Linked DNA regions of Mus musculus: regions 1, 2 and 4 are each linked to region 3. The links are chromatin loops, found by intact Hi-C in ENCODE. Cell type or tissue: left cerebral cortex. All regions are shown on one strand. Links, peaks and the distances in the headings refer to the core of each region. The heading gives the core; the rest is flanking DNA.

Region 1 (8,012 bases), core at 966-5,965, 86 kb before region 3:
ATAATGTAACCAGCTGCTTCAAGTTCATGCCACCTCAACTCCCTACCGTGATGGACTACCCTGAGCTACAACAAGCCCTTTCATCTCAAAATTGCTCTGTCAGGGTGTTTTATCACAGGAACAGGAAATGGAACTGAGACACTTATGTTCAACTTCATCACTTGATGGAGGTGCTGTCTGCCAGCTTCACCATGAAGTCAGTTTCCCCTTTCTATACTCTGTCTTCTAGAAGATCACACTTGGGAGGGAACCTGAACTCCACCTTTTGAAGTAAGAAGTATTAAAATTTTGTGGACACATATTAAAAATCAGGACAGCAAGGAATGGTGTATTGGGAAAGATGCTGAGGCTGTGTAGGCACCTCTCCCATCCCATCTCCTTATGGTCATTTTTAAATGAATCTCATTGGCCAAGATCCTTACTTTGGGCTTGTAATAGTGCTTTTATATTTTCCTTGTTTATCATTTATTATTTAGACTTAAGAAAGACTTATCCCTTCCACTTATTTATTCATTTGTTTATTCAGTATTAATTTATATTAGTCTGGACTCAACAATTTCTATTTTATTCTTCCAAGTTAAAAACAATAGTATTGCTATTTATTGTTACTTATATTGTAACTATTTATATTAGTATGAACTCAACAAATTTTATTTTGTTTTTTAAGTTAAAATTGTAGTACTATTGGTATTTTGTTACTTGAATTGTTCCACTTTTGGTCTTTAGAAGCTTTTTAATGCCTGCTTTTTGTATCCTTTTAACCTCCTCCTTTCCTGTTTCCTTCCTACTTCCCTTCCTACTTCTCTTCCTCTCTTACTTCCTCCTTCACTTCCTGCTTCCTAATCTCCCTCCTTCCCTTTCTTACTCCCTTCTTCATTTTTAGGAGTCATTGTCTTACCTTCTATAACTATAAAATCCTTCCAGGTTCAACTTATATTTTCTGTGTCCCAACCCTAGACTTGGCCATTTCTGAGAATGTTTTAAAGTACTCTCATTTAGGAGTGACCAAAACACTTATAGATCTGCCCTAGATCCCCTCCAAAGGGCAAAGGACACTTGCTTACAGGACATGTTTAATACGTAAAATGCAGCTGCTTCTCTGTCACCTACTCTTCATCTCCTCTTGAACTTTAAGAATCCTTGCAGAGCTGATAGAGTAGGCCAATGGGTGTGCACACACTTTAGATAGTAAATAGCACATCCCAAAGAGAGAGGCTAGCCTCCAACACTCATGCTTTGGCACTCAAAATTCTTAAAAGGGCACTCAGCACTCAGGAGGTAGAGAGAAGGTAGGTCTGTGTGATTTCAAGGCCAGCCTGGCCTATATAGCAGGTTTCAGGCCAGCCAGAGCTACATAGTAATAAGACTCTGTCTCAGATACTAAACCAAACCAACAATAACAAAAGGACTTTCGGTTTTACTTGGACAATGTGGTAGAACCTCCTAAGCTCCCTTTCCGTAAACTCCTAGAAGCAGGAACTCCAGTATTAAAGGAGGCAAAGACAGCTTTCCTGGGCTGGGGGGGTTTCCTCCTGACCTCCAAAAAGAGTTCCTTCCATTCCTCCTGGAGGTGGGCTCATACCCTAGAAAGTGAATTTGGTCAGCAAGGGTCTGGACATAAAAAGAGGAAAATGCTCTGGCTACTAGGGTCAACCACAATGCTTAGGTTTTATAATCCTCTGAATGTACAGATCCTAAGACCTGGCCAGCTGCACCTTCCAGGAAAGCTTCCATTAGGTAGCTTTAGCCTGAGCAGGAAGAAAGCAATGTGATTAGAGCTGGACCTGAGGGGCAGAGTTTTCACCCTAGTTTTTGCCCATGTAGAACAAGTGATCCTTGCTCACTTACACATGCAATACTGTAAAAGTAACTTTTATCTGCATGATGTAATCGTTGTCTCAGGGGCTTACCGCTTACTAAGCGTACCTTTTCTAGTTCTTTCTGAACGCTGGCTGTTCTGGCTCAAACTTCTCTCCCAGCTGACTGATTCAATCTGGCTTCTCTCAGCTTCTCACTGAATTGCTCTGGTTGGCCTCAAACTAACTCTGGCAATTTGTTCTAATCTTCTGGCTCCTTATTCTCTGGCTTCAACTGCTGACCTGCACTGAACTTCATGAACTCATGACTGAACTCAACTCCACTGCACTGCACTCAGTACACTGACTCACAGTTGACTGAATTTTCCCTACACTATCCTTAAATATTCTTTCCTGTCTGTTGGGTGTATCCTATCTCTGACTCATTCTGTCAAATCTTTCTCTGATTCATCACTTTGTCTGCCACTCAATTAGATGTCACTTTCAAACATGGCTGCTTCCTTCTACAAACTAACTTCATTGTTTGGGATTAAAGGTATGCACTAAGGGTATGTCTGTATTCCAGCCAAACAGATTAAAGTTATGTCATTCCAGACAGATCATATACACCTAGATCTTTGGATGTCATCCTTTGCTAGAGCATCCATGTTGTTAGACTGAAATTCCTCTACACAATACTTTTGTAAAGATGGACAGTTGTTATAAGTAGTATCTGCTAGGTGGAGAGGAACTAGGTACCAGTAAACCCAGAGCAAACTCAGGCTGAGGCCTGCTTACCTCAAACAGAGTCTAGTGCAGTGTTCTCAACCTTCCTAATGCTGAAACCCTTTAATACAGTTCCTCATGTTGTGGTGACCTCCAGCCATAAAATTATTTTCATGGCTACTTCATAACTATAACTTTGCTACTGTTATGAATCATAATATAAATATCCGTGTTTTCTGATGGTCTTAGTTGACCCCAAAGGGGTCATGACTCACAAGTTGAGAAACACTGGTCTAGTGGAAAGAGGTTGAACCATGGGTGTATGAATTTGATCGTTAGCCTTGCTGAAGCAGAGAATCTGAGACCCCAGCTCCCCTCATTCCCCACACACAGTCAACAACACACAATGCAGAAAGTGCCCCAGAAGATAAAGGAGTGGGTTGAGCAGTGTGCTGCCCTGGGGTATTTTGAATAGGTACTCCACAGAAACGTAGGCTAATATTCTACAAGTACTGAAACCATGCCAGGGAACAGCCAGGCTCACAGGACATAAAGCAAAGAGACAAAGAACCATTCATAAAATGACAGAGAGGGCTGTGGAATCCTGAATTGTCAGAGCTGGCAGGGTCCATTCTTTCTTCTTTGCAGGTTGGGGGAAAGCCACTAAGTGTACCCCATCTGGGAAGCCTCCACTGCACACAGACTGGCAAGCCCATTGCTTCCTGTGTGTATCCCTTGAGGAGGGAGCTCATGCTATCGAGATCCCTGTGTGGAGCATTTGCTGACCCAGAAGGCTCGAGCTGTTGAGGTTACAGGATGAGGGGAAACCTCCTTAGATTTTTGTCCACCTTAACTTTCAGCACAGAAACTGCCCTCCTAGTGAAGGCAGTGTGTCTAGTGAAGGCACCGAATTAAGTATAAAATAAAAGGGTATTTGGGACCTGGAGGGAGAAACACACTAGGAAATGGAACTAGGAAACACAGCATGCACAGATAAAGCTCTGGAGGAGCAGTAGATACTGGACAGAAGAGCAGAGAGCTAGAAACTCAAACAAGCAACAACATGGACTAAGGCAGGGAAGGTAGGATTTGCACCAAATGGGGCAGGGTCTAGGATCTCATCCAGTTTCCAAGACAAGGGCTTGAGGGGTGGTTGATGGTATATAGTCTGGGAGGCAGAATTTAGGGAACCTGTTACACTGTGGGGTTGTGGGGACACAGCTTGTTTCATGAGGGAGGCCAGGAATAGGAGGTTGGGCAATACTTCCAGGAGAATTCTGCTTCAGCCTGTCTTACAGTGGGGGAGGGCTCAGTGTGGGCTGTGATGTAGGGAGGGCCAGTGTGTGAAGGTTTCCTGGAGTTCATCACACAGACCTAAACCTAGGGCTAGGCAGGAACACTAAAGCAGAGCTTTAGTTGCCCTGGACTGAGTCAGCACAACAGAGAGAAGATGAGATTGCCAATATCCAGACTCATGCCTGTCTCCAGGGGCATTGGAGTGAGCTCTGCCTACAGAGCTCCTAGTGGTGACAAAAGCAATGTCACTATTATGGTTAGTATTTCCTCCTCTGTGGAACAGACAGGAAAACACCACCACCTGTGTCATGGGGTAGCAGGAGTAATGAGAAAGGGCGTGGCCTCAACTCACACACAGCAAGCACTGCATAAATGCAGACTCTGCCCCGTTCAACAACACTGCTTCTCACTCTCCTCACTATTGACCCCCGTGGCTGGATCATTCATTGATGAGGGGGACTGTCTGGTGCATTGCTAGGCACAGAGCTGCAGCACCCTGACCTCTACCCACTAGATGCTAGCAGCGTCCCCAATTATACAAACCAAAAATGTCTCTAGGCATCGCCAGATGTTCTGCGGGGGGAAGGGAGGGTGAGAAGCAAAATTGCTACAGCTGAGAACGCCTGTAGCACTTCATTCCTCCGTGTGCTGGTGGATACACAGAGTGTTCTGTGCGGAGTACAACAGCGCGGCATGAGACGCTGCAGGCATTCTCAGCTGTGGCCATGCCTAGAGACAGTTTTAGTTTCTATAATCGGGGTGCCATGGTCAGTACTGCTCAGGCCATGGCTTCACCTGGACCTGGACAGAAACCCATCCCAGAAAGCTTACACTGATTCTGAGCAGGAGCAGCTAAAGCCAGCCAGATGTCAGAAGCAGCCAGAGCCAGCTAGGGTATTGTCAGCCAGTGTGGCCAGGACTGCCTCAGAGAAACCTTTGTGAAGAGAAGAGCAAGTGCCTCAGAAAAGAAATCACTTCTGGCTGCCCAGGTGCCACAAACTAGGACACCTGGACATCTGGACTCAGCAGGGACAAGTGGGAAAAGGAAGACAGGTTAGGGAAAAGGGAAGGGTTAGTACCTACCGTGTGACAGGCCTGGCACATCAACATTCTCCCTGGCTTTCCAAACCAGATCCTGATCCTCACTGCCATGCAATGTTGGTGAATGTATGTCACACAAAAGGCGCTTGTCAAAGTGCTGAGGAGACACAGGAAACAGGTACATAGCACTCCATACCTTTACCGCGTCTCCTCTCTAGTGGGAGAGGGCTGGCAACCTTGGAGGAAAGTGAGGGTGGTATTGAGACAGTTGCACACGGTGGGAAAGCAGGGAGACGACTGGGAAGGTGGCCATTGTAGGAGGGTGGACTCCATGGAGACAGAGGGTCACAGGTCTAGTTTCTGCTTGCTTCTTACCGTACGCTCATCAGGAGAGCACTGGAAACCCAGACATGAGCTGAAGCAAACTCTAACATCCCAGAGAAGGATGTGTGGGTAAACATTGCTCTTCCCACTCCGAGGCTCTGAGAGCTGCTCAGAGACACTCAACCGAGCGGCAGCCAAGCAGGTGTTGACAGGCACCTGGGTCCTTCCGTTTCCACTCTGCCGCTTCAGGACATGGCAGGATTATGCAACATCTTATGAACCCGGGATGAACCAGGGTAGATAACAGGACCTCCCTCTCCATGGAGATCTCTGACAGGCAAATTCAAGAGTGAGCCAGGAACCAAATCCTAAACAGAGGGTTCAGGGCTTTATAAATAGCTAGGGAGATGAGAAAACCAAAAAAGGAACGAGCTGGTGGGGCTGGGGAAGGACATTCATTAAAATACACCAAGCTGCTTGTTCACGGTTTTCCAGTTCTCAGAAGCCTGGAATTCTCTTCACTGCCAAGTCTCTTGAGAGCTCCCCAGATCCTGCACGAGTCAAAGAAAGATGAAAGGCCAAGGCTGTGTGGCTTAGATCCCTGGGCACCCCAAGGTCGGCTTGCTTGACAAAGAACAACTCAAGGTCATGGGCACTTGGCACCCATGCGAAGCCAGCACCTGTCGTGTGCCACTCAAGACCTGAGATCTGGTGGTGAAGACAGAGTCAGTGAGAGTCTGAAAGAGTCCCTGGGGGATGCCCCTTCCTCCACCCCCCTCACTTGCTACTAAGCAGGGACAGGTGTGAGGGATCAGCCCTGGGAACCTTCCTCTGGCCTCTGTCTGGACCTCTCAACACACTGGTGGCTGTGGCCTTGAGGGATCATCCCCACTCCAGGCTGAGGGCCCTGAGGTCAAGGATAGCAGGTGGACTCCTCCCACTGTTCCCAGTGTTCAGCACGGTGCCTTCCCCATATCAAGATGTAAATCTACCTTCAGAATGAACATGAAAACACCTTTCCATCCCAAACACTCAGCCTTTGTGACCCTTACAGGATCCAACCAGCCACCCTGGCCCTGCTCTCTTTTGTGACCTCTGGACAACAGACAAGACTTCACCACCTGAATTCGCCCCGGCTGGGGCAGCTCCGCACCTCAACTCCTGTCCACTTTCTCTGTACCTTGTCCATCCGCTGGAGGTGGCTCAGGTGATTGCCCCATCCCTGCTGGTGGACTTGAGAGCCTCCTACCTGGCTCCACCTTCCAGCTGGTCACCTTGTCTCCTGCAACCAACCTTACCTGCCTCCACCGGGGATTCCCTACAGCAGTTGGGCCCTGTCTCGTCCCTCTTGAGGAACCTTCCCCTGGCTCTTCCACCGTTTCCTGCTCACCCCCTCCTTGAACAGAGTTCCTTCTCTGTCATTTTTATTCTTGCCTTCCCATCTCAGTCACTGCTTTTCCCAGGAGCGCCCCTGAGGCACCAAGGCTCTGGCCTCTTCATCAGCTCTGACTGTCTTTGTTCACATGACATCATCCACAGGGAGAGTCCTTCCCTGCCATGACCATATGGCTGTGTCCTTTATTGTAAGACTCAGCAAAAACCGCCTGCGCTTTTAGGAAGCCTTCCTGGTTTCTCTCATGCACTTCTGCTGCTTGCAGAGACTGCATCCCTCCCCGTCTTGCTGTTTAGCCTTTACTTCCACTGTGGTATTTGTATGGAACCTGTTCTAGTTGTGTGAGCTGTTCCTTGAGAGATGAAAGCAAGCGTCCAAACACTCCACCACTACACACACATGGGAAACCAACGATGGGGCGATCTCTTTCACCCAGGTCTATCCTGTTGAGTCAGTGTATTTCCTGGGCTTACATACAGGAACATGGGCTTACTTACAGAACTCAACTCCTCACAGATAGCCATAATGCCTCATTAAGATGATGACAGCTGCCATGCCCTGAGTATAGCATTCCACAGCAGTTGTCATTTATCCATCTTACCTCCCCTAAAGCACCTCCAAAATCTAGTGACTGTACACTCCTCCCATTAAAGTCTTTATGAACATGCCCCACAGTGCACACTTGTAGCAGCTGGATTACAACACTAACATTTATACATACTAACATGCACATGCTAAGAATTTACAGAAGGCTGTGCTATAGATCGGCAGGAATAGAAGCCCTGCTATTCTCTCCCTAGCAACTGGTGGGACACTCTCTGTCTAGGGAATGAGGGTGCTCAGGCTACGGAGACTCAGAGACTGCTTGTGGAGAGCCATGCAGCAGACTATTCCTAAATGGCTGCTCCAGCCCACTGCAATGAGGACAGCAAGGCCAGAGAAAGTGTGGTAACTGGGGCAAGGAACAGGAACCCTTAGGCACAGGGGAACAGCAGCTGGGTATGCCATCTGGCCCAGGATTCTAGGCTCTCCCAGATGCCTGTCATCTCCTCAGGGAACAGAGCCCAGTGACCAGGAGATGATTGACAGCAGAGTGTCCCCTTGGGCAGGGGTCTCTACCAGTAGTGGCAGCTCTTGGCAGAAACACTAATGTAATGTGAAAAGAGGGTCTCTGAGTCCCATGGCGTTTGACAGATATGAAGCATGAGCCCCAGGGACAGGACAAGTCCAAGGTGACCATGTCACTTTCTGATGTGTGAATTTTCCCCTCCCTTGGCATCTGTATTCCGAGCTAGTATTCATGCGTGCATAGCCCCTGCATTGCACAGGCAAGCCTGCAGACCAGCGAGCAGTTCAGACCAATGCAGACCAAGCCTCTGGGGAGTCAGGAAGGGGAGGCAACTCTCACACTGCTTCAGCCTCCAACATGCCTTTGC
Region 2 (8,012 bases), core at 1,009-6,008, 51 kb before region 3:
ACTCCTAATACCTTCAAGGCAGCAGTAAGTTGGGATGGGTTGAGCATGGGAGTAGGGCTTCCAGATCCAAAGGTGATAAATAAACATTATGTTACACGGCCTCCCTGACTGCAGCAGGGGGATTATAGTCAGTATGGAGCCCAGCAATATTCCAACATCTAGCGTGAAGAAAGGAAGACCATCTCTTTGAGGGCAGCCAAAGATAGAGGGAGGGAGAGAGGGAGGGAGGGAGAAAGGGAGGGAGGGTGAGAGGGAGGGAGGGAGGGTGAGAGGGAGGGAGGGAGGGAGGGAGAAAGGGAGGGAGGGAGGGAGAAAGGGAGGGAGGGAGGGAGGGAGGGAGGGAGGGAGGGAGGGAGGGAGGGAGGGTGAGAGGGAGGGAGAAAGGGGAGGCAGTCAGTCAAGGTTTAGCTGAAAAGGGAACTTTGTAGCAAGCAGAAATGTTCAATAGTAGACAGGCCGATGGGGTAGTCCAAAATGTTCAAAGAAAACAGTTAGTTTCAGGTATAAAAGTGGCTGATTGGTTTTAAGGTCTTATTGGTTTAGTATATTCAAGATGGGTTGTTTGTTTGACTTGGTTATCCACCCCTACCAGGGGTTAGCTTTACTGGCTGGGGCAGGATTTCTGATTCTAGACCGCCCTCACTGGGAAATCAGAGTGGCTTCTTAATGCTAGGAGTCGTCATTATAAATGATTTCACAGCAAAATTAATCTTTGTAATATATGTTTTTTAAGCCAAAAAATACACTAAGTAAAGGGATGTACTTGCTCCCGGGTCTGGGATTGGTCACGTCATCTCTGGCATCCTGTCATCTTCTGCAGGACTGAGACAGAGTCACCTGCTTTTTATGCTTGTCTAGCCTGGTCTGGAGTCTGTTAGTGCCTACTTGTTTGTGTTCCAGAGCAGCCAGGTGAAAAGACAGAGGGCCACTGTCCCTCCTTTCCTGGTGGCTTCTCAGGACCCAGGAGGCCTGTGGGTTAGTTTAGAGATCTGCCAGTCCTGTGTCTAAGGTTTCTGCCCAGCAGCATCTCCCCTTTGGAAGGAGCAGGTGCTGTTTGTTGGCCATAAGCAGTGATGGTTCCAGGGAGTTTTTGATCATCCCTTCCCGGCTGCCTTAAGCAGGGCCACATGTGTTCGTGGTGGTTGGCTGTCCAGAGGGGATAACAGGGATCTTTGCCTCTTGGCAGCATTTCCTTGCAAATAATCATCTTTCCCTTGTCCCTGTAACAGGGTAAGGCTGTGGCAGGGCTGAGAAGTCTCTGTCTCTGTCTCTCTGTCTCTCTGTCTCTGTCTCTCTGTCTCTCTGTCTCTGTCTCTCTGTCTCTGTCTCTCTCCCTCTCTCTCTCTCTCTCTCTCTCTCTCTCTCTCTGTGTGTGTGTGTGTGTGTGTGTGTGTGTGTGTGTGTGTGTGTGTGTGCTCATCCTACTCAGACTCTGCTGTTTCAGACCAAGATGGAGAAGACAACTGTCTGGATTTCACTTCTGCCTTTTGCTTTCACTGTGGGTCTTTGGGAAAGTCAGTTGAACACTCTGAACTTCAGTTTCTTCTTCTATAAACTGGGGAGACCAGCAGCTGGCCCACCACACCTCCTGGGTTGGTTTGAGATCACGAGGAGGAAAAGCTCATAGACCATCATGTTGAAAAAGAGACTAAGGACCTAGGACTCCTCTTAGTCTTGCAATAGTGCATGTCTGCACGTCTACCCACCAAACAGAACTGCCCAGCAGGTCTGAGGTCATGGCCTCAGACAAGATCCTGCAAGATTTTATACCAGGGGAGGACTAACATGAAGCCTAGGGGTGATGCTAAGTTCGGTGTTTTTTTTTTCTTCCATTCCTCCCTTCGTCCCTCCCTCCCTCTCTCCCTTCCTTCCTCCCTTCTTTTCCTTTCTTTTCAGGGCAGTGTTTGAACTCAAGGCCTCATGCATGCCAGGCAAGCGCTGTACCACTGAGCTACAGTCCCAGCCCAATCCCTCATTCTTTACCTGGCATCACACATCTAGTACCTCAAGAGTCTCCCAAGATCTGCCCCTTACCCATTCCTGCCTCCTAGTATGAGACATCTGCTCTGAGCAGGACGCCTCAGGTCTCCACTACAACCTCAGAGGGCCAGAGACAGATGTGAACAGATGTGAGAAGAGCTGTTGGGATCCGTGCTATTGTTTGATGCTGTTCTGGGGCCTTCTGTATTTCTGGCTGTGGAATCACATTCCATCTCTGCCCATGTCACTTAGCAGTGGTGACAAGAAAGAGCAGTTCTAGGGAGTCTGTGTACCTCCCTTTCTTCCTTCTCCAGGGAGCTATCGGGGCTTCCAAGGGGCATGGTGGGGCAGTTGTGGGAGTCATCAAACATGTGGAAGACTGGCCTTAAAGCTTTCTAACTAGAGGTGTGGCCATTTCTCTGGGAGCAGCTTTTGAAGGTGACAGAGGAATGGCGGTGGAAGGGGGTGCCACAGCCCAGTCCCAGGATATCCTCATGCTAACCCAGCAAATCTGAAGAGACCACAGATTCTTAAACCACTCCTGAAGCTGCTGTGCTCCCAAGAGACGCTGAAGGCCGTGCCAGGGAATGACATTTGGAAGAAGTTGGGAAACCCGCTTACAATATTCCTCTAAACCATGAGTCTCAGGCCTGTGGGAGCGCCAGCGTGCTTCGTCAGCTAGTGTCACTCGCATGATCTGAGAACTTTCCACCTCTGACCAAAGAACAGGACAGGAGAGCCAACCCCTACCCCAGCCCTAGCCCCAGTCCCTCACACTTCACAGAGACTCCCATGGCTCAAAGAAACTGAGAGCTGCCTCTTCCCAATTGGCAGCAGAGAGCAAAATCATTACTTACAATGATCTCATTGGCCCTTGGTGCCTGCTCCTGCTTCATGGCTAATGAGTGTTGACAAGCACCAAAGTGACTTGTGCTCAGCACACGTGTTAGCAAGGTGATTGGGATTGGCTCATTCTGCCGAGACTGGTGGTGTGTTCTTATAGAGCACGTGTGAGTATGCATGGTGTATGCATGCATGTGTGCATGTGTGTGTGTGTGTGCGTGTGTGTGTGTCTATGGTGTGGGTGTATTTTCTGCTAGTGGAATTCTTCCCAGGTCCTGAGCCAGATGGTTAACATTCCACGGAGTTTCCCCTCAAGGACTACATGGCTTTCAGTTCTGCAGTGGAGTCGGGTTGGGATGAGGCAGGAGACAAGACTTCCTGGAAAGAAGATGAGATGCTCTAGACTCGGCTTTTATCTCTGATCCTAGACACTCTACTCTATTCTGTTAGACTCAGGTTTTATCTCTGATCCTATACACTCTACTCCTTTCTGCAATTCAGTAAGTACTATGGGCTTCAGGTCAAACGTATTGTGGGCTTCCTACTGTCACTCCCATGCCAGCACCTCCTCTTATCTGGATTTGGATCTCTATGGATGCTTCTAACGGCTGCCAAGGTGCCTCCTCTGGCCTGGTCCTTGGTAAACCATGGTGATCTTTCTAGAACACAAATCTGGACCCATCATCCCCCTGATTAGCTTCCCACAACCTGCAGGTTTAAATGTCAAATTCCTTTAGTGGCTTGCAAGGGCCCTTAAACATGCCTGTCGTTCTGTCTTCTCTCCAACATTTATAGCTAGCCCATGCCACCCTCTGCCTTTCAACTGTGGTTCCATCTGTATACTATGCTTAACCTCTTTTCTCGTGGCTCATTCCCCCTTCTTACTTTTTAACTCAGTACTCGGTCTGCCTCTTCTAGGAAGACTCTCTTGAGTGCTCTGCCTGTCCTTAAGCCTGTCCAGCCATTGGGCTGCCAAACCTCCTTGTGAAGACCTGACATATTATAGCCATCTTTGCTGATCTGCATCCCACCTGGACTGTGGGAGACTTGGAAAATACAGACTACCCTGCTCTGTTCCAACTTCTATGTATGACAGATACTCAAACAAACAAACAAAAAGCTCTTACAAGTGAAGGGGGCAGGTGGGTGGAATAACTAGACTTCCTTTGTTAATGTCATGATCTGGTCAGGGCCAGTGCTAACTTCTGTAGGAAATTCATGTCATTTCAGTAAATCTCTTACATGCAGCAGGCACATCACAAGCTTGTTCTAAGAGCCAGAAAAGTCAAAAGAGCAAAGGGTGTGGCAGAAAACAAGACAAGCCACGGCTAGGCCAGGCTGCATGGGGTTCCCAGTGCATGGGAGATGCACGCCAGAGCTGCTGGGACTCGTGAAAGGAAGGAAGGATGTGGATCAGTGGACCAGGGGCGGGAACAGGAGTTTCCAGGGGAGAGGCACCCTGCTGGGCCCAAGGCCCCTCAGGCCCTCAGTTCCTCCTGTGGCATCTCACCGGAACTTCATTAGAAGTGAAGGTCTGACAATGCCTGGAGTCTGGTGCAGGAAAATGCCCATGTTGTGCCCTCAGATGAAGGTCATGCCTCCTTGCTCCCTGAAGAATGCACACCATCTGATAGTGACTAGAGACCTATGTCCCCAAAGTGCAGCAGAGAGTAGTGTTGGGAAGGTGAATTGGGGCCACCAGCCCAGGTTCTGATGGCAGCTCTGTCACCATGAACAATGTGGATATGTCACTCAGCCACTCTGCCTGTTTCCTCCCTTGCTGGGGGAGGTGAATGAGGCTCTCCATAGTGTGTGATGAGTTACCAGTAGGCAGTGACTCCAGTCTCAGCCTGGCACAGGATCCAGATTATATAAACACTACGTTGCTAGCACTGATACTTAACCAGCACACCTGCCTACAACCTCTCATTCTGGCGTATGAGCCTTTAAAAGTCTGTAGTAAGGGCATTTAGCATGAGCCCTTCCCTGTGGCCACACTTCATGTGTGCAGTGGTGTTGTTAGCTGTGGGCATGCTGCTGTGCACCAGATCTCTAGATCTTCCTGGTTTGCTTCACTGAAATATGGACGTGTAGAGACACCTCATTCCACTGCTGCCTGATCCTGTCACCTTCATCCTGCCTCCTGCTTCTAAGAGTCTAGACACCTCGTACAAATGGAATCATGAAAGAGCGTGTCGTACCATGATTGGTTTCTTTCTCTTAGCGCGATGTCTTTCCCCCACTCTCCTCACCTTGTCACATCCTACAGGGTGTCCTCCTTTGTTAAGGCTGTGTCTTGCTTGGTTATGAGTATAGATACACAGCTATGGCTGGCATGCTCTCCTTATCCCTGGGGCTTTGTGTCCCACTCTGTGACTACCGGGATTCACGCTGTCACACATGTAGCAGCACAGCCTCACTTTGAGATCCCGTTTTCAAAACAGACCCAGCAGAAAGCATGCTGCCTGATCATACAGCACTGCTGTCCTTAGGTTTCTGCAGCCTCTCTGTGCTGTTTTCTGAAGTCTCTGGACCCTTCTACAACCCACCAGCATCGTGCAGGGCTCCCATCTCTACTTACAACTTTGATATAGGGCTTGCCTTAGGTCCCATTCATGGCTCGCTGACTTCTCCTATAAGCTTTGTGTGCACTGGGCTTTAGGAAGGTAATAAGCTAGTGCCGATGGTTGCTTCTGCGGCTGATGGCTGTGCTGTTCCTAACCCTAATCCTTACCCTAACCCTAACCCTAACCCTAACCGTAACCCTAATTTTTTGAGAACTGAGTTCCGGGTGCACTTCCCACAGCTCAGGTAAGCCAGAGGACAGACTGCACTGTCAACCACCTCAGTGGGGAATATAGTGACTGATTCTCCTGCTCTGCTCCAACGTGATGGATGGGTCGAGCTGTCAGACTCAAAGGAATTCCTGTGTGCTCTGCATCATAGACGGGGAGGCCTGGTGTTTGAAGGTAGACAGGGGAAGTGTCAGAAAGGCCACTTAACTGACCCCTGTATATCTGTTATACAGAGGCCCCTGGTCTTTGTATATTGGTTCCCCAAGTTCCAGTCACATATCATTCCTTCCTGTGACTGTAGCTTGGGTCCCCAGAGAGGCTTCTTGACACTGACTAGGTCTCTTGTTGATCACAGGGATACACTGATCAGTGCAAGACAGCTAGGTCACAGGAGGTAGAAATGTTGGGAGGAGTCTCAGTGTGTTATAGGCAGGTGAATTGCTCCCGTGGGTGAGGGAATGACTGTAGGTTGAAGGTCAGATGAAATTCTAAGGTAGTCAGGTCCTAACCCCAAAACGGAATTCCCCTGCCTCTGCTCCTGAGCCTTGCTCCTCCACTTGGCTTCTTTTCCTTTTCTGATTGAATGTTCTTCTCTTACTATGTCTGCTTGGCCAACTCTTACCCATCTGCCCTCCAAAGCTTCTCTGTCCAGTCCAGATGTCCTGGGGTGCCTAGACATTCCCCTCTATCCATCAACTATGGCAGTGGCAGCACATTGTGAGCCTCAATTCCAGCCTCCTGGCTATGGTACTTTGCTCTATCAGAAGTGTGCTTCCCGGGGCTGGAGAAGCAGCTCAGTTGGTAGAGGGATTGCTGAGCATATGTGAAGCCTGGAGTTCAGTCCCCAGCACCACATAAATGGGGTAGAGCCATGCATGCCTGTAATCCCAGAGCTCAGAAGGCAGAGGCAGGGTGATCAGAAATCCAGTCATACTTGGCTGCACAGTGAGTTTGGGGTCATTCTGGACCACATGGAACCGTATCTCAAAACCAAAAGAATATGTTTCCTATCATGCTCAGGAGCCTCCCGTGAGGCTCAGGACTATCTGGGTAGAAAAACACTTTTCAGCCAGCTCTGAGCAGGGCTCTGCTGTTTTTCTGGAAGGCTATTCCATACCCCCTCTTCCAGGAAGCTCTCTGTGACCACACGTACCACAAGCCCTTTCTCATGAACTCTCCTACTATATGAGAGGATGTTTTAGAATCAGCATGATCACACACACACACAGAGGGAAATTCTATACAACATATTTTGATTATATTCTTTCCCTTCCCCAGTTCCTTTAAGCCCTCACATTTCATGTTCTTTATCTCACACATAAACAAACAAAAAGTACACATGCACACACAAATGATAAAATCTGACTTTTGTTGGTCATCTATTCCTGAATATGGTGACTGCCCTGAAATGTGGTCCCTATACCCACTGCCCTTAATATGAAGCTACTCTTGTATACAGCAGATAGCCTGGACTGTGGAAAGCCCTAAAGAGCTTAAATAGACTCACCTCCTATCTTTCTGGAGATAACCAAAGAGCATTGTGAACACAGATACAGCTTGTAAATTGTGAAGTCCTGTCTTGTCTAAGCTAAAGCCTCTTCCCCTGACCTGGGCACCTGTGCGAGGCCCACTAGCAACCTCCATCCGGGATCACCCCGTGTCTAGCCTCCCATGGCAATTGTCCTTTCCTTTCCCTATGTCCTCCTTGTCACACACCTTCTGCTTTCCTGCCCCTTTACCTTTACTCAGGCCACGCCCCCGTAGACAGGCCTTCCCTCCCCATCCCTGTCCTCAGCATGTACTGACAGTTCCCCTTTCATCTGGAATCAGCAGATTCCATTCCCAATGATCCACCAGTGTCCCTCACCGGCCGTTTCTGTGTGCTGGCATCTCCCTAGTCCACACCATTCCGTGTTTCATCGAGCAAATGGATTTGGACTTGAGCTTGTTATAAAGTGCACAAGCAAGATGCTTGATGTCAGGACCAGAGTGAAGCCAGGCACTGAGGGTGTTCTCCATGCCCAGTTGGCACCTTAGTAACCCCAGCTCACTGAGGCATGTCCATGGTCCTTTCAGAGATGGTGAACACCTTGTTGGCACAGCAATCTGAAACAGAGCCTGCATGGGAATCCCAGATTGGCTGACTTCAAAACTGTCTTCTGCCATTGCTTGACTTTGACAGGGACACAAATAGCAGATGGAAGCTTCTAAAACCCGCTACCAGTAAAGTACAGTGGGCATCTTGTCTGCCTTTTGGCTGCTCCTGTCTCCCTATGGGTGTGGTGCAGCCATCTCAGATCCATCAAGCAGCTGGCAGGTACATGAGGGCCCATGGGCCTCTGCAAACCTCCCCTAGCCTGTCGTGGGTCCCCTCTGTATACCTCTCCTAGCCTG
Region 3 (8,012 bases), core at 1,318-6,317:
TGCATGAACTAACTCTCTCTCTCTCTCTCTCTCTCTCTCTCTCTCTCTCTCTCTCTCTCTTTCTCACACACACACACACACACACACACACACACACACACCCCACACCACAAAACACATACACATAAGCACACATACAGAGAGAGAGAGAGAGAGAGAGAGAGAGAGAGAGAGAGGAGAGGGATGGAGGGAGGGGCACAGAGAATCTGAGTCTAGAAAATGATAGCCACAGGGGAAAAGAGGTGGAAAAATGAATGACTGATAGGAAGAAGACCTAAACAAAAATAAGCCAGGGCCCTCGGGGCGGTTGCTCACCCCTACCGTGAAAATTCTGCCAAGAACACTGTGACAGGCCCCACACCTTAGGAACCACAGAGTATTCCAAAAGCCTGCCTATCATTTGGTTGTTAGGAGCTGCAAAGGACACTGCACATGGAGATGCAGATCAGATGTCAGCCCTGTCCTGAGTTCTAGGACTGTGAAGTCTCTATGTTGTGATGCTGACTTTGGAGCAGATGTGTGTGTGTGTGTGTGTGTGTGTGTGTGTGTGTGTGTGTGTGAGAGAGAGAGAGAGAGAGAGAGAGAGAGAGAGAGAGAGAGAGAGAGAGAGAGAGCATGCATGTGCGTGTATGTGTGTGTAGCATTTCCATGGAAACTAGCATCTAGCATTCTAGTCTGGAACACCTGGACTGCCATCTTTTTGAATTGGAGCCTTAGAAGGAATGTGGCCTCTTCCCTGCCCCATGGTGCCTATCTCCTTCTCCTCACATTCAACTTGGCAAGCAGAAGCACCAGGAAAGGAATGGTTGCCTATCAGTTTCCACCCTTGGATGGATGTTCCAGGACATCAGCTTGCATGTTGCATGTTCGCAGCAAAGAAGTGCCTGATTCACATCTCAGGAATGAAAGAATGTGGGAAGAACCCTTGGGGGCAGGCAGTGGCTTTCTCAAGACCTGGCACTGCTATAGGCAGGGGCTGGACCCAGAGGAAGGAAATGGCATCTGGCACCATCTGCCTACTGTGTTCTATCCAGCCTCTAGGGTGGAGGAGCTGCTGAGTTATGAAGAAGAGGCAGACAGAAGCTGGCCTTGACCCTGGGATACCTGTCATGAGACTGACCCTGAGCATGGAAGCCAGAGTCCTAAAGACCTTGTGGTCTCCAGTGAGGAACGATGGCACCACTGTGATAGGGCTGAGTGTCAAGTAGCTTTGGTGTGGGAGGAGCAGGAGAGAGCTCCCTGGCTGACCATCCTAGCCACTGCTGGATGGCCTGTGTATCTCAGAGGGTCAAGGGATCAAGTAGAGCTGTAGTTGTTTGTTGAAGGCATGCTCCTTCAACCCGCTCTGTTCCTGCTCAGAATGGCCAGTTCGGGACTCTTCACTTTGGATGATATGGAGATATCATTGCCTGACAAAAGCTGCAAAGAAGTTGGTCAAGGGAGAGCAGTAGGGAGAGAGATCCTAGGGTATTGGAGAGTCCTCATCAAGAATCATCTGGCGAGAACCCCCAGAGCAGCCATTCCACCGCAGTGTCATGGCGTCCTCGCCTGAGCGCCCAGCCTGGCCCTGTTGACAACCCCTGCCGCCCAATCCCAGTTCAGTCCAGAACCAGAGGCTCTGTGATGATTCCGTATGCAACTGTTTGGCTCCCTCCGTGATCAGTCTTAGAGGACAGATTAACCAAGGTAGAGGGGTCCCTATAAGACCCAGTCTTAGAGGAGGAGGGTCCATCACAACTGATTGCAGCCGGGGTCACAGATGCAGGTGTATTTGTAGAAGCAGGAGCCACTGAGTTACCTGTGGCAGCATGAGAGCCTCTGGTAGAGCTAGGGCAGAGCCAACTCTTAAAAGGGAGGTTGTCGCCTACCCGCAGCAAGAGCGATCATTCATTTTCTCTGCCTAAAGCTACTTCTACCAGGCCACTGAGAACAGGGGAGGGGTGGGATGGGGACAGGGATCTGGATATGGTGGGGTTGACAGCAGGATAATAGAAGTTATGCAAAGGCCCCCAAGAAGTGAGAACTGATTTACTATAGGAGCCAGCTGAAGCTGGGCTGCAGGGAGTGCAGCTGTTTGGGGTGAAATGGGATGGGGATGGGGAGGAGGGGTCCCATGCACATGAGAGCACATGGCCTCATTCAAGCTGGGCTTGGGCTGCTGGAAGTGCGGGGTGGGGGGGGAGAGTGGCATCCACAGAACTACTCGGAAGCTTGGTAACTGATGGGCAAGCAGGCAGCTGTGGGTGATCAGGCTCAGCTACTGTCACCCCTGCCTTCCCTTCCCATAAGCAGGACAGCCGTAGTGCTCTCCCTTCAGCTCCCGGGAGTGTGGCAGCCATTAGATAGCTGGGGCTCCCTCTGTTAAGGCTGGTGGTCTGGAAGTGATCAGCTTGCTCTGACCTGGATCTGGAGGGAAAGCATGGGCTCTGGTGGAGCTGTTGTAGGAAGGCACAGAAATACTCAGGGTCAATAGCTCTGTCTACTGGGCTCAGGTGTGTTTGAGATCATGGCCTTGGAGCCAGAGAAAGCTTGGTTCTGTTAAGGATCCTTTGGGGGAAAGACCCGATCCAAATAGAAACAATGGCAGACCTTTATGATCCAGAGAGTGTGTCTTCTTTATAGTCTGATTGCCCCTGCTCCTTATAACCTCTTGCTGAAGCTGTTCCAGGGTCGACAAGCTAGGCCTGGAGTCAGCCAAGCCAGGGCAGCTCACAATAACCCCCTCAGGGTCTGTACAGGCACCTGTAGACTGCAGACAGTGCCAAAGTCTCAAGGCCACTGCTTTGTGTTGGCTGGTGGGGACAATTGGGGGACTGCCTCAAATACATTCTTTGCTGTTCCCAATGTGGACCAAAGTAAGGCAGGTTTGGTACTAGATGAAGAAGCTTCTAGTAAGGGTTGACCACTGGGAAGTCCCTGATGACTCCCACCTCCACCCAGTCAGAGCCCAGAGAGATCCTGCCAGGTCCTCTGCTCCCAGCAATCCTTAAAGCTGATTCCCGCCTGGGAATGCATGGGCTTTCTAGATAGGGCTGGAATCTGGGAGGAAGACTACTGGCGGAGCTCATTTTAGAAAAGGCGATAGGCACCCTCCTGGCCCTGTGGATCCAAGGCATGGCACCCAACGACAGGGCTTCCCTGTCTGTCCTCTCTGGAGAGCCTGAGAGGAAATGACAGCGCGGGAGCCAGGGCGGGCGGGGAGGGAGGGGCGGTGCCCACAGTGACACGGCCTGTCACAGTGGAGGCGGCCGCGCAGACCCTCCCAGTGGCTGCTGGAGCCGGGGATTCCCCAGCCGCAGATCCCAAGCCCCAGCCGCCACGCGCTGCGTCGCCAGGCTGCTCCATGACCCCTGCTGCCCGGGCATCCCGGACCAGCTGGTGGCCAGGCTGTGCTCGCCCCAGACAGACAGTGGGGTCCCCGGGTTTGGCAACAGGAAACTCTGGGGAGAGAATGGAAAGAAGTGGGTGGTCCGGCCCCTGCGACTTCCCCTGACATCACTGCCCAAATAAGGAGCTTCCCAGCGGCCGCGGGGCGGCCCAGAGCCGCGCCCGCCCCGCGCCCACCCCGCGCCGCGTGGGCCGCCAAGCGAGCGCCCAGGGCACCGCCGGGCGGAGCCGAGCCGGGCGGAGCCGAGCGCGCGGGCGCTGCCGAGCCGCCGGAGGCCGGGCGCGCAGCCCGGCGCAGCCTAGCGCAGCTAGCCCGGCGCGGCGCAGCCCAGCGCAGCCAGCCCGAAGCGCAGAGCCCAGCCGGCCGCAGGTAAGCACGGAGCACGGAACACCCCGCAGCAACGAGGCTACGGCGGGTGGGCGCGGCGGTCCTAGCTTCCCGGATCCCTTGGGTGCGAGCAGCCCGGGCTCTGCGCCGGTGCACGCGCTCTGCGCTCGCGTTTTCCCAACGCTACTTCAGTCATCATCCTAGGGTGACGAGCGTTCCCGCGCCCGCACACCGCCGCGATGCGCAGCCCCATTCGCCCTTGGGTGCGCAGACTCCAGGGTCCTGTGCGGATTCTCGTCCCTTCTCAGGGACGCACCGCGGGGTCTACATACCTCTGGGAACTGCTCAATGGGTTTGGTTGTTCTGGCCACGTTTCCCCGGGAGGCCTCGTCAGTTTCAGACTGTCAGAGCACACAGCCTTTGCTCATTGCGCGCTCACTGTTAAGAGAGTGAAAGTAGCCCTGATCTGGTTCTTCCTTATCCCTGGCAGAATGGCACCTGGCTCAGAGGGGGTAGGGGGTGGTACATAGGGGTCCATACCTCTCAGTGGTAGGTAGTGTGTTGACATTGACAAGGAGATGTTGGGCCTCACAGACTAGTGTTCCCAGAGTCCTGCTCCATGGGTATTTCTAAGAGCACCAACCCTAGCCGCTTGGCATGTGCAGGGTGCTTGGGCTTGGGACAGGACTGATGGTGGCTGCAGAACAGGTGCGGTGGCATCAGCCTTGAGTTCTTAATAGGGGTTTCACATAGTGACCATTGCTCACCTATAAGAATATAGTGAATTTGTGTATTGTTTGGTGGAGACCACAGAGACCAGCCCACAGCAGTGGCTCACCCAGATCAGAGTGGTCCAAACTTCATTCATCTATGCTCTTGTCGTCTAGAAAATGGGGATGAGTGTCCTCCAGGGAGAACTGAGGGCCTGTGAGTTAAATTGTTTTGTAACTGTGAAGTTGTGTGTGTGTGTACTGGTTCCAGTAGTTTGAGTGGTTACTGGGCAGGCACTTGCCATGGCTCTGCTCTGTGACCTAGAACACCATTTCTGCCCTATCATCTGCACAGAAGCAGGCATTAACAAGTGTCCTTTGTGCTGGCTTGCAGATTTCCCAGTGTGTTCCATGGAACGTTCGTTCTGAAGGCTGTGCCACGAGTAAAGGTTTCCTCGTTTAAGTCTGGAAGTTTCCACAAGATCTTTATTACCCATCTGGCCAATCAGTCCAGATTAGCAAATTAAAGGCTCTGAAAAGTCCTGCAGGACAAGAACCTGTTTAACTTTGTCAAATCCATCATTCCTCTTGTTGGCTGTAGCCCTTTTCAAATTATATAGGCTTGCTTCTCCTAGAGCTGATGCAGTGCCGCAAACAAACTGACAGCTGATTTCTAATTGCCCTCTTGGGTGGAGGATGGCCAGGAGCTCAGAGCCACAAGTGGCCTGAGATCGCCCAGTAGTGACCAAATCCACTGAGTAGTTCCTAGAGACAGTTAAACTACCGTCAAAACACTGAGAACGGGGACCAGAACCCAGCGTCCCACCCAGTGCTCGCCCATAACTGAACTGCATGCAGATGTGAGGCGATTCCCTGCTGGGACCAACCTTGCTGCTTTATGCAGGCACCTATAGAAGTGCACTGAGAAACACATCGGTTTACATGATTGGTTATTGGATGAACTATTGATCAGCTACCTACTATGCACTATTTGTTTCTGGGACTCCATGAAGCGGGGATAACTGAACTTCATGACAATCAGTCTTTTCCTCAGACATGCCTGTATACTGCTTCACACTCAACAGCCATCTCTATACATAGACCCACTGTAGAAGTAGATCCCTCCACCCCCACCCCTTCTGTCTTTCACATAACATGTGTGCGCACTCGTGTACACACACACACACACACATGATCCTGTCCACTCATCCACACAAGCTCACACTCTCTCCTACACACTCTACTCCATATACTTGTTCACACTCACACAACTGCTTCTACACACACACACACACACACACACACACACATCCTGTTGTGCCCCAGTCTGTGGCCAAGAGTCACTCATCAGAAAACTCCCTTGTCCCCATGTCCCCAGAGTTAGCAGTTGCTCCTCAGGATGCATCCTGAGTGAGTGAGAATCCCTCTTGGGGCTAAGCCAAGGCCAGGGGTTCTCAGTGTCTCCCACTTTCTTTCACTTCCTGCCCTTTTTGCTCATATTGTCTCACTGTTATTTGGTCACATGGAAAGGGGTGTCCCAGCTCTGGGGAGTGCTGTCCTGTTTGTTTTAATTAACTGTCAAAACAAAAAAGGACCCCACCACGAGGCAGAGAGGGCACAGAGGAGAGGAAGAGCATGAGTGTCCCTGGTGGCAAAGATGGCTTTGACCTAGACTGGCATCTTAGGGGATGTACTAAGTGTTTGCCCGGGCTTGGTGAGTCCCAGGCAGCCATCTAGGGATTGTAACTGTGGAAACTCCACTCCCTTTGTTTCTGGAGCCAGCTCTCTGGTGGGAAGAAAGATGATGAGCATCAGAGGGCACGATGCAGCCACCTGCCTCTGATGCCTGCAGAGAGAGACAGGCAGCCCAGGGTCAGGGCACATTGGGAACAGAAGGAAGAAAGCGCAGAAGTGAGACTTGGGGCTTCAGGAATTCTCAGACTTGACCCTGGTCCTGGGCCCTGAGCAATGAACATGGGGGCAAAGTGTCGAGTGTCAGGAAAAGACTACCAGGCAGAGGACCCAAAGGTAAAGGCCCCACCGCAAGAGGACACAGCTAACCGCTGCTCATGGATTTCCAGCCAGCATCCTCTGGGGGAGCCTGCTGCTCCATCGAAGGCCTAATTACCATCTTGGCTCTGTCACAGAGGCCAAACTGTAAGCATCTTGTGCTTGGAGCCCAGACTGGCTCTGCTCTCTCAGAGGACTAACCTTTCTATCTGACCCACCCCGCCCTTGTCATGCCAAGAGGGTGGCATTCCTGGGGTGCCTCTCTGCCACCCCACTGCAGAGTCCTGTGGTCTGTGTGCAGGCGATTAGAGGCGGTTCAGGTGGTCCATCTGGATGAATGGTGGATTGGTTGTGCTGCTTCCATTATTAATAACCATGATGTCATGCATCTGTGCGGCTCTTGATCGGCTGCAGAGCACTCTCTCCTATTATCCCCTGTGCTCTGTGGGCTGATCTGCCAAGGGGGTGGGGGGCTTGGGAGGAGATCTTAGACATTGTCATACACTGTTGCTGTCGCAGGCTCACCCCGGCCACCTCATGGGCCTGTGCCTCTGTTTCCTCAGCTGCGAGGCCATTTCTGGAGAACCGACTTCCTGAGGCCCTTGGTGAGGTGAAGTGGGGAATCAGCACATGTCAAGGGCCTGGCACAGAGTAGGCGCTTTAGCAACTGCTGGTCCTCATCATCTAAGCAGGGAAGTCAGAATTAAGCAGGATTGTGACTTTCCTGCGTATTTCTATGAGCCCAGCCTGCCTATTTTAGGACTGTCAGTAACATTCTAAAATATATTTACTATGTGTGCATGTCCGTGAGAAAATTGGGGTATAATTTGCAGGAGTCAGTTCTTTCCTTCCACCATGTATGTCCTGGGGATCAAACTCAGGTCCTGGGGCTTGGCAAATTTGTGCACTGAGCCATCCCACCAGCACACAGTAGTAGCCTTTTAAATGTGCCCTGTTGAGGTAATTTACCTACAGTTGCACGGCAAGTTCAGAACAGAGACAAGGTTCAAACCTAGGATAGTGGCCCCAAAGTTCTTTTAAAATCAATGAGAACGATGACCATCATAGTGATTAATGAAATGAGCCCCACCCCCAGGCCTTTGTGGAGATCAGCATTGCTCTTGCTTTATTAAGACTCTGTACGTTGGAAGGTCTTTGGAGTTCTGTGAAGCCATGAGAAGATTTCATAGGAAGCATTAGGAATCTTTCAGAGGAAGGTGTGGATGTGAAAAACGGTCTGAGTAATCATTTAACTAGAGAGACTGGCTGTCACCTGAGGGCACTACAGTGTCCTAAATTCTGTCCCCTCTGTCTGGTTTGGAGACCCTGGCAATGTATCTGGCAACATGGAGCTGGCCCTGGTGCTGCATGGTCAACCAAAGCAGAGCCTCCCAGAGCTCCCGTGCCTAGGAGACCAGATGCATTTTCTACCTGCTTCCCACCTGCTTCCTGTCTCTACTCAGCCCTAGCTGTGGCTTCAACACACTTGCCCCAGCCCCACAGCAGCCACACGACAGCATGCAAGCTGTGAACTTGCCCAGATGCAAGGATGCACCTCCTGCATCCTCACCAGGGAC
Region 4 (8,012 bases), core at 1,753-6,752, 130 kb before region 3:
GAGTGTGTCTGGGGCTCTCCACTTAATGCCATTTTAATGGTCTCTCATGCTCATCAGAGACCACTAACCCTGTGAGAGGAAGGCTTCTGCTTTGATTTTTTTTCTGTTTGTTTGTTTTGCTTTATTATAACTTGTTTTTTTTATTTTTATTAGGTATTTTCCTCATTTCCAATGCTATCCCAAAAATCCCCCATACCCTCCCCCCCACCACTCCCCTACCCACCCATTCCCAATTTTTGGCCCTGGTGTTCCCCTGTACTGGGGCATATAAAGTTTGCAAGTCCAATGGGCCTCTCTTTCTAGTGATGGCCAACTAGGCCATCTTTTGATGCATATGCAGCTAGAGACAAGAACTCAGGGGTACTGGTTAGTTCATAATGTTGTTCCACCTATAGGGTTGCAGATCCCTTTAGCTCCTTGGGTACTTTCTCTAGCTCCTCCATTGGGGGCCCTGTGATCCATCCAATAGCTGACTGTGAGCATCCACTTCTGTGTTTGCTAGGCCCCGGCATAGTCTCACAAGAGAGAGCTCTATCTGGGTCCTTTCAGCAAAATCTTGCTAGTGTGTGCAATGGTGTCAGCGTTTAGAAGCTGATTATGGGATGGGTCCCCGGATATGGCAGTCTCTAGATGGTCTATCCTTTCATCACAGCTCCAAACATTGTCTCTGTAACTCCTTCCATGTTTTGTTCCCAATTCTAAGAAGGGGCCAAGTGTCCACACTTTGGTCTTTGTTCTTCTTGAGTTTCAAGCGTTTAGCAAATTGTATCTTATATCTTGGGTATCCTAAGTTTCTGGGCTAATATCCACTTATCAGTGAGTACATATTGTGTGAGTTCCTTTGTGATTGGGTTACCTCACTCAGGATGATGCCCTCCAGGTCCATCCATTTGCCTAGGAATTTCATAAATTCATTCTTTTTAATAGCTGAGTAGTACTCCATTGTGTAAATGTACCACATTTTTTGTATCCATTCCTCTGTTGAGGGGCATCTGGGTTCTCTTCAGCTTCTGGCTATTATAAATGAGGCTGCTATGAACACAGTAGAGCATGTGTCCTTCTTACCAGTTGGGACATCTTCTAGATATATGCCCAGGAGAGGTATTGCGGGATCCTCTGGTAGTACTATGTCCAATTTTCTGAGGAACCGCCAGACTGATTTCCAGAGTGGTTGTACAAGCTTGCAATCTCACCAACAATGGAGGAGTGTTCCTCTTTCTCCACATCCTCGCCAGCATCTGCTGTCACCTGAATTTTTGATCTTAGCCATTCTGACTGGTCTGAGGTGGAATCTCGGGGTTGTTTTGATTTGCATTTCCCTGATGATTAAGGATGTTGAACATTTTTTCAGGTGCTTCTCTGCCATTCGGTATTCCTCAGGTGAGAATTCTTTGTTCAGCTCTGAGCCCCATTTTTTAATGGGGTTATTTGATTTTCTGGAGCCCACCTTCTTGAGTTCTTTATATATATTGGATATTAGTCCCCTATCTGATTTAGGATAGGTAAAGATCCTTTCCCAATCTGTTGGTGGTCTTTTTGTCTTATTGACGGTGTCTTTTGCCTTGCAGAAGCTTTGCAACTTTATGAGGTCCCATTTATCGATTCTTGATCTTTCTGCACAAGCCATTGCTGTTCTATTCAGGAACTTTTCCCCTGTACCCATATCTTCGAGGCTTTTCCCTACTTTCTCCTCTATAAGTTTCAGTGTCTGCTTTGATTTTTAAAAACATATCTTTTGCTGTCTACACCTTTAGGTTCTCTATCTATTGTTTCAACCATCTGCAGATCTAAAATATTTTTAAAACTATTGTGAGGTATCTGGATTGAATATGATGTCTTTTCTCTAGTCATTATTCCTTAGCCAGGTCATATACATATACATCATATATATGTATATGTGTATGTATACATATACATATATATGTATACACACATATATATGCATACACATAGACATATACATGCACACATATATATGCATACACATAGACATATACAAGCACACATAGGCATACACATGCACACACACACACATATATGCACACACATATATAGTTGCATGTGTAATATGTAGTGAGTGACTACATAATATTGTGTTGCATACTAATTTAGAGATTATTTAGAGTATACTGTGGAAAGGTACATAGGTTATATGCAAGTACTGTACCATGTTATATATGGGACTTGAGACTTCTCCTGTGGTGGTGTAGGAACCCTGGAACAAATCTCCTATGGATGCTGAAGGGTGGTTGTACTGACGGCAGCCAAGAGGAGGTTTCCACGGCAGCCTCTATTCACCAGACTCCTGGGGAGAGAAGTAACAGCTCACTCCCTGCTGCTGACTGGGAGAGAGCACATGGGCTCTTCGGCCTCCTCTGTGCCTCTGCGTCTTGTTCAGTGTGTTTGAGAAGAGGAGCAGCTGGTGGAGATGGCCTGGAAGGTAATGAGTCACAGTTTTCCAGCTGCCTTGCCAGAAATGCTTCCACGGCACCAGGAAGACAAGCCATGTTTGACGAAGAGTGGTCCCCCATATTGGCCAGGCGGAAAGAGTTCTATATTAGGGTTTGGATTACTAAATCCAAAGCTTCTTATACCAGGCATAAAAACCCAGAGCCTCAATGCCTGTCCTCATCTCTAAAGTGAGAGGTTTGGCTCAGAGCCGGGAGACAGCTGCTCCAAGACTCTCACAGGCCTCAGCGTATTTGTGACCATGATTAAGTTCACCCAGGGCCAGGAAACCGCTCTACTCTGAGTGACTCTAGGGCCACTGAGCCCCTGCATCCTCCCACAGGCTGTATCTGGGGAGCAGAGAGCCGCCACAGCCGTGCTCATCTGTCTTCAGAGTGTGTCTCCAAGGGAAGAGTGTTCTCATTCTGCGAGTGGGGAGCTATTAGACTGCTGGATTCTCAAGCAAATGGCCGATCTGAAGTCCCCTCCCCACAGCCTGCTCATCAGTCTGGGCTTGATACTTGCTAATTTCCTTTCCTGGACAAACTTGTCACCACCACTCTGAAAATAAGGTGACCAGATGGGAACACAATGCAGATTTGATCCACTTGTTACAGAGGAGCGTAAGGAGGCTGCTGGCTAGTCGGAATTCAGATGTCTCCTCAGACAGCCTCACGCTGGCTTGATTTCCAGTCTGTGGCTTTCTGTGAAACACCTGCCCATTTTCAGTCTTTGCAGAATTTGACCTTGGTGCTCCTTTGTGGGCGAAGGACTGGTACAAAGGGAAGGAGTGCCTCTGGCTCCCACCCCTAGGAGGGACTGGGCAGTCCCCTGGACGTGTGAACTGCTTATTCTAAGCAATAAACATTTGAGTGACTGGGCTTGCTTTGTTCTGTGAAATAGGACCTTGGGGTTCTTCATGCTAACATAAAACAGCTTTTTAGAATGGCCAATGGCCATGGCATTGTATGCACTTAGGGGTTTCTCTATAATGTATGCACTTAGGGGTTTCTCTATAATGTACGCACTTAGGGGTTTCTCTATAATGTACGCACTTAGGGGTTTCTCTGGGCCTCTGCATGTTTGTCCTTAAATTAAGCAGCATTTCTAGCTCTAACTTAGGTGTCTGACAAGGATCCATCTCTGTGGGTACAGTGGCTTCTACTGCATGAATTTGACCTTCTTTTAGCTCCCCCTGCAAAAGACTCACTTATTTCTTTATTTTTACCTCTCAACTTTTATTTCTTATCTCCTCCTGGCATCTTGCCATTCCCCAACCTCCACAGCATACCATGAGGGTGGGAACATCTCTGGAGGGGCCTGAACTGTATATGTACTATAGGTTTGCCATGTTGGACTGACTGCCAGGGTGAGTCATAGACCTCTTTGTGTGCACGCCCCTCTATTCCCCTTAGTGTAGCATCTCCTTTGTTACCTGTGAGAGTGGGATAATGACAGCACAGTCTTATAGAGAGGTGATCTGTAATGAGACAGATGCATCCGAGGTCCTTAAAATAGAGCAAAGTGAGTTTTTAAAAAATACACTGTTATTACGTTATGTTATAGAGTGAGGGAGTGAGGATAACCCAGTCACTGCTCAATTCTTTTCTTAAACAAAGTGAACAAATGGAAAGAGAGGGAGGGAGAGGGAGAGGGAGAGGGAGAGGGAGAGGGAGAGGGAGAGGGAGAGGGAGAGGGAGAGGGAGAAGAAAGCAAGCAAGCAAGCACAGATACTGGAGTTTACAATGATATGTGTTCTTCAGAGGAGACCAGCAGGGGCCACTGTCCCCACCATGAGGAAGACAGTCCAGATGATTGGCTGGCAATGCTCCAGTTGGCCAGGCCCTGCAGCAGCTTGGGAACTCAGGCAAGTGGGAGAGAGATAAACAAATCAATAACCAGCTACAGAGCCCTCTAAGGGCTGAAAAGGGTCACTCAGGACATCTGGAGTTGATAGGCAGGGACTGGGAAGGGGACACAGACAAGGTGTAGGACAGGCAGGATCCAAGATGAAGATCTGGTAACTTCAAAAACTACAGCGGTGTTCTTAAGACAGTCCACGACCCATACACCACAGAGGCTAGCTGGCCTCTCAGAAAGATCTATGGAGGTTAAAAGTGACAACAGAATCTTCTTAAATGACACAAATGGTTTAATGGCGAGCCATTTTTAAAGAATACAACTATATAGGTGGACTCTGAATAGTCTGTTCTTGTCTTGCCCCAAGACAAGAATGAGGGTCAGTACCCTGGAGAGCTCCATGGGTTTACAGAAAGCTGGGGCAAGCAACTTGTTCTTCATGAGGCTAAGCCTCTTGCTGGGGGCTGGCAGGCTGGCTTAGTGCCAGTCCCCACCCACATGGCCATTGATTGCAAAGGACAATATTCTCCTCTTAGGTGGAGACTCCAGGAAGGGGTGGTAGTGGCCTGGAAGCAAGGATTCCAGAATAGACATTTGGTGTCTGTTAACCTCTAGTTGGGGGGTCCTGGAATCAGCTGTAGGCCCTAACACTTAGGTGCTGTGGACATTTGCTCTCTTATACAGAATGGGTAGCACATTGCTTACATTCTGTGTGATTTAGTTGGTGGGATAAGCAATCAAAAGGCCCTGCTCAGGAGGCAAAGAGCCACTCCTGCTGTTTCAGACTCAGGTTTACGTGGATTTCTCCAATTACTCAATCCATCAAGCTCTTGTGGGTGGCTGGGAGACTGTCTGTGAAGCATAGGGTGAGACCTGGCTGTGAAATGCTTGTGGCTGGCTTTTGGTCCTGAACACTGGAGCCGGAATAAGTTAGCCTGGCTGTGGTGTAGGGAGATGCACCCACATGCATCTGGTGTGCACACTGCAGTTCCTCCTCACCAGATGAGCATATTGTTTGGACACTTCTCCTCTGGAACAAGGCACTTGAAGACTAATTTATAGGCTTGGGACAGGTGTGAACACTGGTGGGCTGGTGATGTTGGCGGTTTGTCCTCCGAGCCCCTCCTCTCCCTAGTCTCTCGCTTCCACCCTCCCCACCAACCCCAGCAAGCTCATCTCCTGTAAGCTTGTTGAGGATCTACTGTACAAGCCCTGGAGGATGCACTCATAATTAACCCTATACTCTAAATTTCCATGGGTAATTCTGACTAGAGTGGCATTTAGTCTGTTTGTAAGAGTGGGTTAGATAGACTTTCAAATTCTGTTTGACTTGATGTTTTTATAAAACATAAATCCATAAATTAGGAAATAATCATGTGTCAAGTCACACAGCAGACATTTGCATGTAGGAATTACAGTTGCCATGCACCAGTGAGAAGGATGGGGGAGGAGCACCTGCATCTCCTGGTCTACTTCAGTCCATGAGAAGAAACACCTGCATCGAGAAAGGACCTGGTCCAATTACTATTGATTTGTAATATTTGGCAGGAACATTGTAGGGTAAGTAGAAATGTATGGACGGTATCTTTGGTACCTGTTATTTCTTTTCCTAGGCCTTAGAGTCTTTAATCCATCCCAAGTCTCTCTTATTAATATAAAAGTCTATCTCAACAATCAAAGGAAAAGACTCATTGCCCTAACATGGTGATCATTACAGAGGCTGGACAAGACCCTCACACCAGTCAATCAAGGATTAGCCAGAATCAAAGAATGTTAAGACTTCTCAATAGCCCTTGAACAGCATAGAATCAGCCTCATTCTGAGCTTCAGACTAGATGTCTTAGCTTTAATTCATGCTAATAGAAGAGCCTATTGTTCTGAGGCAAATAGACCGAGTACAAATTCAAAATCCTCCAGGCGTGGCTCTATGACCATGCGTATTCCTTTATAAAATGGAGGCAGTAATACTCAGTTCTCCAGTTTTGTAAAAACTGAGTGGTATCCCACAGAAGCCCCCGACACAGTACCTGACCTACAGCAATATGCCACAAACAGGAGTCCTTGTAGCAGTCACCACGGAAGCCTGTGGGCTGCAGTTCCAGTTTGCTATGGGCAGAAACCTGTTTTAAATAATAGATGTTACTTGTAATCTGGGCAACAGTCCCATCCCACTTCTACCCCCGAATCTGAAAAAAAATAAAAGAAGTGACCTTTACTAAGTGCTTTGGAATTTTGGTGGAAGGTTCTGTAATTGCTAGTTAACTGGCCGGGAAACCAGCTCTTGTGCAGTAATTGGAGGTGTGCGGGTCAGGACATTTAATTATGGCCTGGCCGCCTGGAATAGAAACCTTGCCACCATGACAACACCTTTTCCACATCTGCCTGATTGAGTCAACAAATTGTTGGGTCCCAGCCCAGACTCAACTGTGGTCTCTCTCCCCATCCAGAGTCTGTCAGTTTGGTGGGATCATCAAGGGTCAGCTTGGGGGATACACTAGGAAAGACATATACCCCTGTTTGGTGAGGGTCAGGGGGGGTGATTGCAGCTGGGTGAGGTAGAGACTGAGGAGCTGGACCACTGGGTAACCAGAAAGAACAGTTCAAGCCCAGTTCTACCTTGGTTGTGGTTTGGATCATGAGTAGATTGCCTGCTCTCACTGGGCCTAGTACCTTCACATATATAACAAAGATAACAAGAGTTCAGCTGACCCTCTCTGGCCAAAGATTCTGTAGTCAGAGCTAATCAACCACAGGTGACAATAGTTAGAGGTGGGGTGGAGGTGTCACACTGATACCGAACCAGCACAGACTTGCTTTCCTCCCCCTTTCTTCCATAAAAGAGACGGTCCAATAGCCATTTACAGAGCATGCGCTCAGCATTTGAGAGAAGTCGTCTAGAGATGATTTCACAGACCAGAGAGGCTTGTGTGGATATATTTAAATGTTATGCCATTATGAAAGGGATTAGAAGTACCTGTGGATTGTGTTCCTCCGGGTCCTGGAGGCAATCTCCAATATATACCAAAGGACAAGTAGTCTCACCTCATCCTTATCATGAGGACTCAAAGTAGTAATGTCAACCAAATGCTCTAAACCATTGCAAATGCCCTGTGACTGTGTGGTGCTGGCATGAGGGTTGTGACCTTTGTGATCTTAGAGCAGCTATCATTCTGGGTAGAGTTGTGAAGCAGACACCTGAGGCCTTGGGGGTACCCCCTCCTACTCAGCCTTGTGCAGCTGGAGCCTCCCCATCCCACCCAAGCACCTTTGCACCTGCAGTCTGTCCCCATCACCTCCTGACCAGTCCCCCCCAACACGCTGTTCAGACCCAGGTCACAGACATCATGAATTCCTTCCAGACCACGCCTCCAGATAGGATTCATTGCCCTTCTTTGGTTTTCCTGTTTATTTTTCAACTAAAAATATCAGCTCCTCTCACACTCGACTATAGAGGCTCACACCTTGCCCCAGGTGAGATACCAGGCTCTTTCGGTCTCTGCTCTTCGCTGTTTGCTGCTGTGCCTGAGAGCAGGGGCTCAGTGGTGTTCTGTAGGGATGGTGTCTCAATGAAGGAACCTTCATCCCCCTCCCTCCATTGTCCCTTCCTCTGTCCCCCTTACCTGTGGATGCCAACCATGCTGTCTCTTTCTCTTACCTGTCATTCAGGATGAGTCCGCGCTGTGGCAGCCTGATAGAAGGAAGCT

The links. A loop is a pair of places that touch in the nucleus more often than their neighbours do. Peaks named below come from ENCODE experiments on the same cell type or tissue, not always from the same donor. Only the 100,000 strongest peaks of a DNase experiment are listed, where the experiment ranks them.
Region 1: it touches region 3 in a loop (1.9-fold over the local background); 2 of 42 quality-filtered maps call a loop at or near these places.
Region 2: it touches region 3 in a loop (2.2-fold over the local background); 8 of 42 quality-filtered maps call a loop at or near these places.
Region 4: it touches region 3 in a loop (2.1-fold over the local background); 2 of 42 quality-filtered maps call a loop at or near these places.

What each region holds. Positions count from the first base shown.
Region 1 is chr4:119,943,618-119,951,629 of GRCm38, forward strand. The region is part of intron 1 of Hivep3 (human immunodeficiency virus type I enhancer binding protein 3); the gene reads left to right. Among named protein-coding and RNA genes, the nearest start is that of Gm38632, 86 kb to the right of the region's middle. In left cerebral cortex, for the core only: a CTCF peak has its summit at 4,042; DNase peaks (open chromatin) are centred at 3,996, 4,514, 4,689 and 5,537; H3K27ac peaks cover 1,871 bases.
Region 2 is chr4:119,978,595-119,986,606 of GRCm38, forward strand. The region is part of intron 1 of Hivep3 (human immunodeficiency virus type I enhancer binding protein 3); the gene reads left to right. Among named protein-coding and RNA genes, the nearest start is that of Gm38632, 51 kb to the right of the region's middle. In left cerebral cortex, for the core only: no CTCF peak of the experiment used is centred there; DNase peaks (open chromatin) are centred at 3,051 and 4,669; H3K27ac peaks cover 1,455 bases.
Region 3 is chr4:120,029,209-120,037,220 of GRCm38, forward strand. All of the region lies in intron 2 of Hivep3 (human immunodeficiency virus type I enhancer binding protein 3), which reads left to right. Gm38632 (a long non-coding RNA gene) reads right to left here and starts at 4,185. Exons shown (of 5, transcript XR_003955100.1): 1 at 4,048-4,185. In left cerebral cortex, for the core only: no CTCF peak of the experiment used is centred there; DNase peaks (open chromatin) are centred at 3,538, 3,959 and 4,818; H3K4me3 peaks cover 2,982 bases; H3K27ac peaks cover 3,174 bases.
Region 4 is chr4:119,899,265-119,907,276 of GRCm38, forward strand. All of the region lies in intron 1 of Hivep3 (human immunodeficiency virus type I enhancer binding protein 3), which reads left to right. Among named protein-coding and RNA genes, the nearest start is that of Hivep3, 89 kb to the left of the region's middle. In left cerebral cortex, for the core only: CTCF peaks have their summits at 4,259 (motif pointing right) and 5,258; DNase peaks (open chromatin) are centred at 2,452, 3,022, 4,261 and 5,278; H3K27ac peaks cover 2,625 bases.